Regions from separate parts of the Homo sapiens genome. Here regions 1, 2 and 4 are each linked to region 3. A link is a contact called in ENCODE Hi-C or POLR2A ChIA-PET data. All regions are on one chromosome and are shown on one strand. Each heading gives the region's core, a stretch centred on a gene start or an enhancer-like site at or near the end of the contact. The rest is flanking DNA. Distances are from core to core; before and after follow the strand shown. Region 1 holds the start of NCL (nucleolin). Region 2 has its middle 18 kb from the start of GPR55. Region 3 holds the start of FBXO36 (F-box protein 36). Region 4 holds the start of PTMA (prothymosin alpha).

What was found. A loop is a pair of places that touch in the nucleus more often than their neighbours do. ChIA-PET counts read pairs that join two places held with the same protein, here RNA polymerase II (POLR2A). Pooled maps may share reads with other maps.
Region 1: a map of ascending aorta shows a loop between it and region 3 (18-fold over the local background). The contact joins the promoter of NCL here to the promoter of FBXO36 in region 3. A Hi-C loop is called at or near these places in 4 of 168 maps with a recorded cell type or tissue (CD8-positive, alpha-beta T cell, ascending aorta and naive thymus-derived CD4-positive, alpha-beta T cell) and 18 of 50 pooled maps. POLR2A ChIA-PET finds 5 or more read pairs at or near these places in 3 of 52 experiments (B cell, CD4-positive, alpha-beta T cell and activated CD4-positive, alpha-beta memory T cell).
Region 2: a pooled map shows a loop between it and region 3 (3-fold over the local background). The contact joins the enhancer-like site here to the promoter of FBXO36 in region 3. A Hi-C loop is called at or near these places in 1 of 37 single-sample maps with no recorded cell type and 3 of 50 pooled maps. POLR2A ChIA-PET finds 5 or more read pairs at or near these places in 2 of 52 experiments (HCT116 and activated T-cell).
Region 4: a map of CD8-positive, alpha-beta T cell shows a loop between it and region 3 (18-fold over the local background). The contact joins the promoter of PTMA here to the promoter of FBXO36 in region 3. A Hi-C loop is called at or near these places in 1 of 168 maps with a recorded cell type or tissue (CD8-positive, alpha-beta T cell), 1 of 37 single-sample maps with no recorded cell type and 12 of 50 pooled maps. POLR2A ChIA-PET finds 5 or more read pairs at or near these places in 2 of 52 experiments (HEK293 and naive thymus-derived CD8-positive, alpha-beta T cell).

What each region holds. Positions count from the first base shown.
Region 1 is chr2:231,463,136-231,465,868 of GRCh38, forward strand. It overlaps NCL (nucleolin), which reads right to left and starts at 1,349. Exons shown (of 14, transcript NM_005381.3): 1 at 1,201-1,349; 2 at 65-181. The coding sequence starts at 1,218. RefSeq lists enhancers at 417-1,088, 994-1,043, 1,089-1,758, 1,104-1,293, 1,804-1,903 and silencers at 608-977, 1,324-1,673.
Region 2 is chr2:230,942,013-230,944,858 of GRCh38, forward strand. It overlaps a transcript of GPR55 not described here. Among named protein-coding and RNA genes, the nearest start is that of GPR55, 18 kb to the left of the region's middle. RefSeq lists enhancers at 377-426, 1,357-1,566, 1,877-2,096. Within about 2 kb of position 1,324, at least 2 of the 41 ENCODE cell types and tissues checked have a DNase peak (open chromatin) inside an H3K27ac peak, as active enhancers do.
Region 3 is chr2:229,921,111-229,924,096 of GRCh38, forward strand. It overlaps FBXO36 (F-box protein 36), which reads left to right and starts at 1,393. Exons shown (of 4, transcript NM_174899.5): 1 at 1,393-1,499. The coding sequence starts at 1,404. It overlaps TRIP12 (thyroid hormone receptor interactor 12), which reads right to left and starts at 899. Exons shown (of 42, transcript NM_001348323.3): 1 at 770-899. RefSeq lists enhancers at 1-454, 455-955, 1,612-1,671 and a silencer at 392-781.
Region 4 is chr2:231,707,197-231,709,896 of GRCh38, forward strand. It overlaps PTMA (prothymosin alpha), which reads left to right and starts at 1,329. Exons shown (of 5, transcript NM_002823.5): 1 at 1,329-1,555. The coding sequence starts at 1,511. RefSeq lists enhancers at 1-99, 739-1,376, 1,377-2,015, 1,378-1,437, 2,016-2,653 and silencers at 738-1,137, 1,658-1,837, 2,268-2,577.

The sequences.
Region 1 (2,733 bases), core at 99-2,598, 1.5 Mb after region 3:
TTCATGTCTTAACTCTCCATTTTGTAGTTTTAACATAATTCTGCATTAAGTTGGATAAAATTACCTCTTCTCCACTGCTATCATCTTCTTCATCTTCTGACATTTCCTCATCTTCACTATCTTCTTCTACCTCCTTTGGAGGAGGAGCCATTTTCTTGGGGTCACCTTGATTTTTACCTGCCTAAAATGGACACAAATAGATCATTACACCTCCACCTCGACATTTCAGGCCATTCATATTTTGCCATTAGTGTTCATACGCCATCATCTCCGTCCTCAGATCCATTTCTCATAGTGCCAAACACCACAACTAACATAGAAACTACTCCTGATGGCAATGCAAGAGGGACTACTCTCAACCGCCCACATTTTTCCTCCCAGGCTTTACCAACAGAAAACCTGCCCTAAGGTAAAAAGTCAACCTGAGGAAATGATTTCTCCTCCCGTTACCTTAGTTAAGCACAACCGTGTTTTAATACTACAAATCCCGGTACTTTATTCTACCACCCTCATCTGAATCCAAATTAACGGTGAAGATCATTAAGGCACTTAAAAAAATGACTACCTTGATTTTCTCATGAAGCTTATGCCTTTCCCAGCGAGACAACCCCGCCCCTTAAAGAGGCGGCGCGGCCACGTGGGGGTACCTGGTAGGCCACCACGTGCCCGAAACACAGCGCAAAAGGCACGCGGCAGAGCCACCTTCCGGGGCCCACCACGTGTCGGCTTGCCAGGCCGGGGCGGAGACATCCGAGCGCAGCCGGGACTCCGACTAGGGCCGATACCGCCATTTCCCGGCCCAAGGCACCCGGTCCCTCTGGAGATTCCAGGACCCACGCGGCGCGGCCCACGTGGCAGGCCGCGCTCCCGGGCACGTGCGTCAGGAGTCGAGTCCCAGCTCGTACGCGTCGCAAAAGTTTGGTCTCATCTCTCCACCCCGAGGCCCAGCGCCCCCTCCCCGCGCTCAGTGACTCTGTCTTTCCCGCCGCGTTCGCCGCCCCCAGCACCTGCAGAAGCTCTTCACCTCGCCACCAAGTAGCCAGAAGCCGCGAGACCTCCCCACTAATCGCGCGAGACTTCCCGCAGCATGGCGCCCTAGAACGCGCCCGGGACTGCGCGCAGGCCCTCCTCCCCGCGGCGCCGCGCTCGCCCCTCGGAAAGCAGGCCTACACGTCTGCGCTCGCGCTCAAGGCCGTTTACCTTCGCGAGCTTCACCATGATGGCGGCGGAGTGTGAAGCGGACAAGTGGCGCAGATGAGTCCAGAAGAAGCCAAGCGACGGCGATGGCGGCCGCGGGTGCTGAAGATCCCGGAGCACGTACACCCGAAGGCCAGCGAGAGCTCGAGACTGAGGCGAAAGACTGAGCCTGCCCAGTAATCGCCTGTGGAAAGGCGACGACGGCGCCCTCGTGACTCCGCGCCGACCAACCAAAGCTCGCGGCCGTCCCCATGAGCCAATCGCGAGCCTCTAACCGTGAACGGCGCGGGGCGGGGAGTAGGCGGGCCGAGGCGGCCACGGGAGGGGGAGGGGCTGGCAACGGCGCCGTGGGGGCGGGGCTCGCTTTGTGCAAGGTCCGCGCTGATTGGGCCGTGGGCGCGCGGGTCCCGGCCTGCGTCGTGGGACTGGCGTTTTTGGCGCCGGCTGTGAGGGGAGCGCGGGGGTGGTGGAATCGGGCGGTCTCCGGTTCGCCAATGTGGCTGGGTCCGTAGGCTTGGGCAGCCTTGGAGTTCCTCAGAGACCCCGCGCTCGGTCCCGGCACGCACTCACGCCGCGGCTCCTGGTGGCCCTGGAGCGAGGAGTCCGCCAGCACCGGAAGTTCAGGGACCGCGGAGTTCCCGTTGGCCCTTTTGGAGGCACAGCTTATCCCTGCTTGCCCGCGAGCATGGGGCCGGAGGCACCCCCCGGCTGCAGGCAGTCTCCTGAGAGCTGTTAATAAAGGCAGTCGCGGGTCTGTGCGAGGTTTTCTGTGAGAAATGCACGAACCTCCCCTACCCCACAGAACCTCAAGCGGGAGATATTTCTCGACATGGGGAACGGCCTCGGAGAAGTAACTTTCTGGCCTCACAGGGCAGGGAGAGGGGCCTGGGAGGGCCGACCGCAGAGCCGGGCCTTTGACCGCCCACAGGTTCCCTGGTTATTATTTGGGTCGAATGCGCCAATTAAGGTGGTGGCTGCGAAGTCAGTGTCACCAGATGGCCCGGGAGCAGGTCGAGAGCCACCGGCAGGGTTCCCCGGCGGCAGGGCGAAGGAGGCCGCCAGTGACTTCCACGGTTAGCTTTGTGGGTGGGTCTCACTCGATGCCGGGCTTAGCAAACCAGAGCATTTCCCTCCGTCCAGGGCCTGCCGGGGATCCATCCCATCCATAGGTCCAGCTATGGATCCATCCATACCTCATTGTTCCTACAGAACCAGGATATCTGCAGCTACGGCTGTACTTGTTAAAAATCACCTCAGGCCGGGCGCGGTGGCTCAGATCCGCAATCCCAGCATTTTGGGAGGCCGAGGCGCATGAACCGGGGAGGCGGAGGTTGCAGTGAGCCGAGATCGCCCACTGCACTCCAGCCTGGGCGACAGAGCGAGACTCCGTCTCAGAAAGAAAAGCATTTGTTAAGGCCGGGTGCGATGGCTCATGCCTGTAATCCCAGTACTTTGGGAGGCTGATGCAGGAGGATCGCTTGAGTCCAGGAACTTGAGACCGGCCTGGGTAATATAATGCGACCCTGTCTCCACACA
Region 2 (2,846 bases), core at 74-2,573, 1.0 Mb after region 3:
GGGTAGTGGCCCCCTCTGAGCTACCCTCCCTGTGATGGGGGCTATACTGGGCCTTTTCTTTTCTGAGCAATTTCAGAAAACATTTTGAGATTAAAGTGAATGTGACACAGACCAGAAGGGGCAGGAAGGACACTGTCAGAACCAACAGAACAGCAAGAATACGTTCAGAGGGGCCACCCCCACACTCACACTCCAGGGCTGGGCAGACCCCTGAGAATGCCAGAAGATCACAGAAAGGGGGCCCAGGACAGAGGCAAGGGCCTGCCTCCTTCTTCTGCCTCCTTCTCCTGCCTCAGCCGGGCCTCCTGGCCCTGCCTCCCTCAGGGAGTGTCCCCAGCAGAGCAGCTGAGAGAGAGAATTACTTAGTCCTCAGGGGCAGGAGTCCCAGACCAACCCCACAAGGGACCCAGCCACTGCCCTCCAGCCTCCATTCCCCACTCAGGCCCCCAGGACGTTTTGCAGGAAGGGCCAATGGAGGGCAGGTGGAAGAGGCAGGTGTGGGGGGAGAGCGGCAGGGGGCAGTAGAGCATCTGCCCTGGTGGCTGGAGGCCAGAGAAAGGCCAAAAGGGAGGTCAATGGCACAGGAGGAGTGAAGAGCAGAGAGGGAGGCCAAGCCAAAAGAGCAGAGGGAGGGTGGGCCATGGGGGAAGGGACTTCAGGGGGCTGCAGGGTGGCAGGGTCCAAAGGCCAGGGGCAGCCAGTGGGAGATGGGAGCTTGGCTGTTTGAGAAGGGCCCGATGGGGAGGGTGGGCACCAGACCCAGAAGAAGGAACCCCCCACTCTCCACCCCCACCCCCATCCACAAGAATGGGGTAAGGGGGAAGAGACACGGAAGGGGCAGGAGAAGGGGCAGGCTAGGGAGAGCTGGGTGAAAGCAGACCAATTTTTCCTTCATCATTGCCAATGAACAGAGTGAGAGCACGACCCTGGGGCTCTGAAGTCAGAGTTCCATCCTGCTTCTGTTCCCCTAGGATTTGTCCTTGTGACCTGAAGAGAAGAGAAGAGAAGAGAAGAGGAGAGAAGAGACGAGAAGAGGAGAGAGGAGGGAGAGAGAAAAGAGAGAGAGAGGAGAGAAAGAGAGAGAGAGGAGAGAAAGAGAGAGAGAGGAGAGAGAGAGCGCTCTCTGTAGCACAACTGTGCCCATTGTAGAGAGGTGGAAACTGAGGCCCCAGCAGAGGCCATCCCGGGCAGTGCTTGGACTAGAGCCAGGTCAAGGCCCATCTACATCCGGAGCCATCCCCTGTTAGCAGGACAGCATCCTGGCTGGCTCCCCGCCCCCAGACTGCCCGAGAGCTTGGCTGGCTATTGCCTTCCAGAGCAGCCCCTCCTTCCTGTGCACCTCCTCTCCTCTCCCACTAGCCAGCCCCTCCGTGGAGGGCCAAGAAGCCCAGCCAGCCCTGGGCATGGGTGCTAAGAGATGTCTGGGCTCAGGAATTTCCTGGCAGGAGCAGCAGTGCCCATGTTTGTCTCCGGGCATCCCCAGCTGGGGGGCCAAGCAAGAGAGGCAACAATGCCAGAGTAGGTCACGGAGCAAGAGCCTGGAGAGCTAAGAGCTATCCCCGTCCAGGGTCTGATGGAGTTTGGGTGTTGTCCCCTCTAAATCTCATGTTGAACTGTCATCCCCAGTGCTGGAGGCGGGGCCTGGTGGAGGGGGTTGGATCATGGGGGTGGATTTCCCATGAATGATCTTGCGCCCTCCCCTTGGTGCTGTCCTCTCAGCAGCGAGTTCCTTCTTGCGAGATCTGGCTGTTTGAAAGTGTGCGGCACCTCCCCACCCCTCCTCTGCTCCCACTCTGGCCATGTGAGATGCCGCTTCCTCTTCGCCTTCTGCCAAAATTGCAAGCAAGGTCTCATCAGAAGCAGGGCAGATGCCGGCACCACACTTCATATAAAGTCTACAGAACAGTGAGCCAATTAAACCTCTTTTCTTTATAAATTATCCAGCCTCAGGTATTTCTTTATAGCAACATAAGAATGGCCTAACACAGGGTCTGTCTTAGGAAGGGGCCCTCGGGCTGTCCCTCTTCTCCCTGGCCCTAGCCCAGGAGGAGGACCAGCAAGAGTAGTGAAGTGAGAAGCCTCTCCATGAAGATGCCTTCTGCCATTCATTACACACACAACAGCATCTTGGTCCCAGATGCCGGGTCCCAGAGAGGACCTCAAGGAGACTTCCCAGGAAATTACCCACCACTGGACATTGGACAGGGCAAAGCTGTGGTGTGGAAAGGGGCAAATCCACATCCCTCCAACGTGTGCCCACATGACTGTCCCGGGGGCTTCCATGAGCTTGATGACCCAGAAGCTATGGTCCTGCACACGTGAGTCTGTGACCTGACAGCTGTGCCTGCTTCACCAGTGTAGAGACTTGGATCCCCAGGCAAACCCCAGAAGTGTGGAAGGGAAGGGGAGAAAGCCTGTGGAGGGAGGTGGAGGAGCCGTGGTTTCCAGTAACCATCGCTGGTTAGTTCAGAGGGAAATGTCCACAACAGAGATGACTGTGACACCCGGCACAAGATTTAATTCTCAGAGTGAAAACGAGAATGCCGTGTCTCTGGGAGCCCCCGGAGAATGACTCAACAGTGACGTCCTACAGCATGATTTGCTTTAACTGAAGGTGAAGAGAATCTTTCAGGAGTGGAGAGAATATAACTGAATGCTTTGTCACAAATTTACTTTGATCTCATGTACCCCGTAAATACAGACACCTACTATGTACCAGAAAAATTAAAAATAAAAATAACAAATTCACATTCCGCTTGTTCATCCTGATTCTTCAGGCCTGGCCACGGTATCAAAGACAAGGAAGGCCCATTGCCTGCCCTCATGCTGGTTGTTCAGCCCTCCAA
Region 3 (2,986 bases), core at 143-2,642:
TTCTCGGCTTCTTTAGGCCTCCCTGCATGCCCCCCTCGTCATCATCCTCCCTCAGCCTCAACTTCCCACGGCTTAAAAAACTGCCCCGCGCAGACCCCGTCTCCGGGCTCGCCCTCCCTCAACCGTCCCTCGCCGTCCCCCTGGGCAGGAAACCCCTTACTGCGGTCTAAAGTCTCTCTGGCCTCTCCCTTCTCTGACCCTCGCTTCCCACAACTGTTGTCACTGGAGCTGCTTCCTAGTTTCCATTTCCGGGCCGTCCACGGCCCCGGAGCCTCCCCTTTCCCGATTTCCGGGCCCCTCGTCCCATTTCCGGGGAACCCTTGCCGTCTTCACACCCCCCACCTGCACTTCCGGCCCCCCACTTTCTCTCTTCCCAGACACCCTCCAAGCTCCAAAGCCCACTTCCGGCCCCCCTTGGTCCCCGCCGAGCTCCCCAACACCCGCAAGCCTTACCCCGGTTCTGTGAAGGGCCCTCCTCATTGCGGGAAGCCGGAGGAGGGACCCAGCGACCCCTACCTCCCGCCAGGCCCCGGTCCCTCCGGCCGCGGCCGCCCTCGAGCGTCTCTCCCGTCCACCCCCGGCCCGGTCCTTCCGCGGCCCCGCCGCCGCCGGCGCCGGGAGCAGGCCAAGCGGGGGCCGAATCGCGGCGATGACACAACCGGGCTTCCTGGGACTTTCTGTTCCAGCTCCTCCCCCCGCCCCCCCAACCCCTCAGCTGGCCCCCTCCCCCAAGGCTTGCCCCCGCCGCCCAGAGCTGCGCCCCAATTACCTAGTTAGGCCCCAAAGTCTCCGGTCCGGACTCGGTGGCGCGGCAGTAACTTCCACTAGCTCCCCCCACCCCCCCCAGCGGCGCGGCGGCGGCGGCTCCGGGTTCCTTCAATTATCAGCTGAGCCGCAGCACCGCGCCCGGCGTGCGCCTCCGCCCGTGCCGCCTCCCTCCCCGCCTGCTCTGACACCCTCGGGGAACTACTTTGTCCTCGGGCTCCGGTTACGGGCTCGTCCGCGGGACCGGCACCGCTGCCTACTGGCGGCCCATCACATCGCCCCTCCCTCCCACGCCTCCCGGCTCGACTCTCTCAGCAGCCTCCGATCTCCGCCCGATCCCTTCGAGGGACCAGGAAGGGGACTGTGGAGATCTACTTGGTATCCCTCCGCCGGGGTCACCCCCTCCCCTCCGTGGTAGCAGGAACTAATTCCCCCTCGGGTCACCCGGGACCTGGAGCTGGAAATTTCACGGATCAGGGTTCCCTAAGACCCTTGGAAGAGGGGACGATCGCCCCAAGTTAGAAATCCTTCTGCCAGCTCATAAGCGTGGTTCAATTTAAACTAGGGTTTTGGCCCCTTGACCCCAACCAAGCCCCGCCCCTTCCTGGTTGTCTTAGCGACGGCGGTGGCGTCCCAAGATGGCGTCGTGGCTGCCGGAGACTCTCTTTGAAACTGTAGGACAAGGCCCGCCGCCTAGCAAAGACTATTACCAGTTACTGGTCACCCGGTCTCAGGCAAGTGCGAGCCGCGGTTTACCCTCTCTCCTAACTCCCTACCTGGCCCGGTTGGGGCCCGGGACGCAGGCTGTGCTAGGCCAAGAGCAACCGTAGCCCGCCGGAAGCGCCCAGTCCCGGCTCCGCGCCGGGAGATTTTCCTCGTCACCTCGGCCTCCTCGGTCCGACGGCCCGCGTGTCCCTGCTCTCCCCGAGCCCGGCTAGTCCCTGGCAAGCCTTCTCTGCCTCCCCGCGGTGCCGCGTGCTCCTTTCCCGCCACCCCGGCTTCTTACCCGTAGAGTTTCCTCCGCGCGAAGAGGAAAACGGGCGTCTCCGGCTTGCGTGCGGCCTCACCTCAGCGTGAGAAGGAGGGAAAGAACGACTCAGCCAAGTGTCCCAAGGAGGAGCCGGCTAGGGAGGGGAAAAGGAGATTGCCTCTTTTCCAGGATAGGAATTAATCATGGAGAATTTTATAAATCTCTTTGTGGCCTTTACGCGTGCCACGGCCACATCAAAACTTAGTTATTTCTAGTAGCAACTGACGATTGGGAGCTCTTACCTTTTGGAGTCCCTTCTATCCCATTGAAAGTGTGCGGGTGGTGGTATAAAAATGTTTCAGCTGCTCTGCGCTTCAGCCCCACCCATAATGACATCTGCTCCACAACAATAAGACCGAGGATTATATTATCTCCAAAGTAACCATCGGCCTATTTTTATGCCTACTTTGGTTATTGAAGGTGGGCTTTTGGATGATTTACTGTGTCCATGAAATTCTCAACTTGAGCGGGGCCTCCATTGGGAAGACGTTTCTAATCCTGGCTGAGTTTACGCCTGTCACTGAGTTATTCATGCACCCTGCCCTTTCAATAGATACTATTCCTATAAAATGAAATTTAGAAGTTTGTATATATTTGTTTTGGTGTGCATATTGATCATTCCCTCAGTTTTTCCAGGAGCCCTTAAACAAAATAGGTAATGAGTTAATTTTTTTATATTTTTGAAAGCATCTTTTAAAATATAAATGTTAATATATATTTTTTAATTTAAGATTTAGAAATATTACAAATGTAAAATCAGCCTGTCCAAAAAAAATTTTTTTTAAAACAGTACTGCTCCTTGCGGAGCAGGGCTAATTCATAGGCAGTGGGCCCAGGGTCAGACTCAAATTTTTAATTAAACTGTTCTTAGGGGGTTTTGCACATTTAGTGATGTATGAAATACTGAAAGGTATCCTTTTCTGTACTTTTTTTTTGGTGTTGTTTTTTTTTTTTTTTTTTTTTTTTGAGACGGAGTCTCGCTCTGTCGCCAGGCTGGAGTGCAGTGGCGCGATCTCGGCTCACTGCGACCTCGTTTCACCATGTTGGCCAGGATGGTCTCGATCTCTTGATCTCGTGATCCGCCTGCCTCGGCCTCCCAAAGTGCTGGGATTACAGGCGTGAGCCACCGCGCCCGGCCTTGTACATTTTTTAAACGGATTATTGATTTTTCCATTTGTTTTAAGATTTGTT
Region 4 (2,700 bases), core at 79-2,578, 1.8 Mb after region 3:
CCCTACGTCTCGCCATCTTGTGTGTGGCACAGGTAAATTTCTGGACTATCTTTCCACCTATTCTGGTCCTTTTTCCCACACAACCGATTTCTTAGTTCGACAGCTAAGTGCGGTGGCGATAAGGCCAGCGTAGCCTGTTGTTCTCGGATCGCCCACGTGAGCTAGATCGCTACGTCACGCCACGCTTGCCGAGCCCGGCGCCATCTTGAGTGTGGCGTTTTGATGCTCCCCTTTCTCGGGGCTCCGCATGGTTCTCTAAATGGTCCCCCAAATTTCAGGTAGTCCCCAAAGATTAGCCCAACTGGCTCCAGAGACGATGATTTTTCCCGAGGAACTCTGTAATGTTCATGTGCCCATCGCAGTCCAGCAGTGGGGTGGGAGAAGGGTAGACTCGATGGCCCGGCAGGCCCCTGGAGGAGGCTGCCCTGAGGCTGTCGCGACGGCAGTGACCGCTCGGGACAGACCCTAACTAGAAACCTAGAATGAGGGGACCGCTATGCCGTGCGGGGCCCGCGGGCTGTCCCACTCGAGGGCTGGAGCCGGCATCGCGCATCGAGTCCGCTTGATACATGAATCCGTGTGTGCTTGGGACGGTGCCCGCTTGTCGACTGACTTGGCCGACGGACGCCGGACCTGATGGTGGGCAATCGAGGTCGCCTGCCCACAGGACTAGGGGTGCCCTGCCCTGGGAGGGCGCGAGGGCATGGCAGAGGGACGGGGCGGCCCAGGTGCCCGGGTCTCGGCCTCGTGACCTCGTTGCTCGTCGTGGGGCTGCCGTCCACTTGCACTGGGACAATCCTTGGTCCAAGGCGCCCAGGCGCGGGGGGCGGGCACCTCCGCGGGCACTGCGCTGGGCACCGCCCGGGGCGAGCGCGGCCCAGCACCCCGCCTTCCCCTCCCCCGCGCTGGCAGCCGTCGTGTGCCCGCCGCCCCCTCTTCCCTCCCCCTCCTTCCGAGCAGCCGCGGGGAGGGCGGGAGAGGGAGGGAAGGGGGTTGGGCGGGCAGCTTTGCCGCGCTTTGGCTTTCTGCGTCAGCAGCCCCAGCAAAACAGCTGCGGGAGCGCGCGTCCGGAACGCGCTCGCGCACCCCTCCCCCGCGCCCTCGGCCCTGCTGAGACCCGGCAAACTCCGGCCTTGAATGACAGTGCGATCGGCGACTGCGCAGCGCGGGACGCGCCGGGGCACTGCCGCTTTAAGCACGCTTGTCCATTGTTCGGAATCGAGCCAATGAGCGAGCGCCCGCTCCCTGCGCTCAGCCAATAGCGGCCGGGCATGGGAAGCCGAGCGCCGCCCACTAATCTATATTAAAGCTTCTGGCGCCGCGTGAGTCCCCCACTGGCTGCTCTGAAAAGCCATCTTTGCATTGTTCCTCATCCGCCTCCTTGCTCGCCGCAGCCGCCTCCGCCGCGCGCCTCCTCCGCCGCCGCGGACTCCGGCAGCTTTATCGCCAGAGTCCCTGAACTCTCGCTTTCTTTTTAATCCCCTGCATCGGATCACCGGCGTGCCCCACCATGTCAGACGCAGCCGTAGACACCAGCTCCGAAATCACCACCAAGGTGAGGCTGGACGCCGCCCGCCCCCTCGGGGTCCGCGCGCCGCCGCTCGGGCGGTGTTTGGCGCGCAGCAGCTGGACTGTCTCAAGCCCGCTGTTGCTCCCTCTCGCGGGGAAACGGCCCGCCCCCGGCGCGGTGCCCTCAGGCAGCCCACTCTTTGTGTGGTGCGGGGGAGGGGGCGGGAACCGCCGCGGGCAGACGTGATGCCCGTCGGGGAGTGGGCCGGGCGCCCTCGGGGGCCGAGGGCTAGGCGCGGAGGCCGGCTCACGGCCCTCGAAACTCGTCTGTGGCCGGTATGAGTGGCGGCGGGAGGAGAAGAGCCTGGCTGGGGGTCGTCGGCCCGCCGGGCGCACGGAAATAACTTTGAAACTCAAGCGCGTTGGGAATCGGAAGTGCTGGGGGGCGCGTGTTGGGGCGCGGGCCGGCCGCGGGAAGTGGCGGCGAGCGCCCGCCGGCCGCGCTGCTCTTTGTTCGGCGCCAGGCCGGCGGTTTCGCGCCCTGCAGCGGACCTGAGGTGGTTTGTCTAGACTAAGTCCCGATAAGGCGGATGGGGCGACGGGCTGGCTGGCCGCGACGTCGGCCGTCCCGGCGGAGGTGTGACGGGCTTATCCGCTTTGGGCGCTCTGGGAGGCGGGGGTGGGCGCCCTTCGAGGTGAGTGCGCCGGGAGCGGCCGCCCAGCTTCAGTCATGCACCCGCGGTGCCGGGCTTGGCTGAGGAGGCGAGAGCCCACGCGCCGCAGGGAGGAAAGAGAAAGTGAAGCGCGGCGCTGGGGCGACGATGGGCGCCCCCCGCGGCTGCCCGGGAGCACCGTGTGCGCCGCAGCTCGGGGCGACGCGGGCCAACACGGCGGCCGCGACAGGCCAATGGTAGGGTCGAACTGGGGGGGCGCCCGGGCCCCGTGGCGGGTTCACTGCCCTCGGCTATGAGGTCCTGCGCGGCTGGTGCGGCTCCGCTCCTGTTGTCGGCGCCGCCTCGGTCCCACTGCCCGCCCTGGGTAGCGTCTCCGCCCTTGGCGGGAGCGGGGCGCTCTCAGACTGACTGGCTCTTTCTTAATATTTCGGCCCTCGTCCGCGCCCGTCGTGCCCCTGCAGGGATTGGCGCGAGTCACCTTGGCGTCTCCTTAACCCTTGTGTCCCTGGCGTCATCT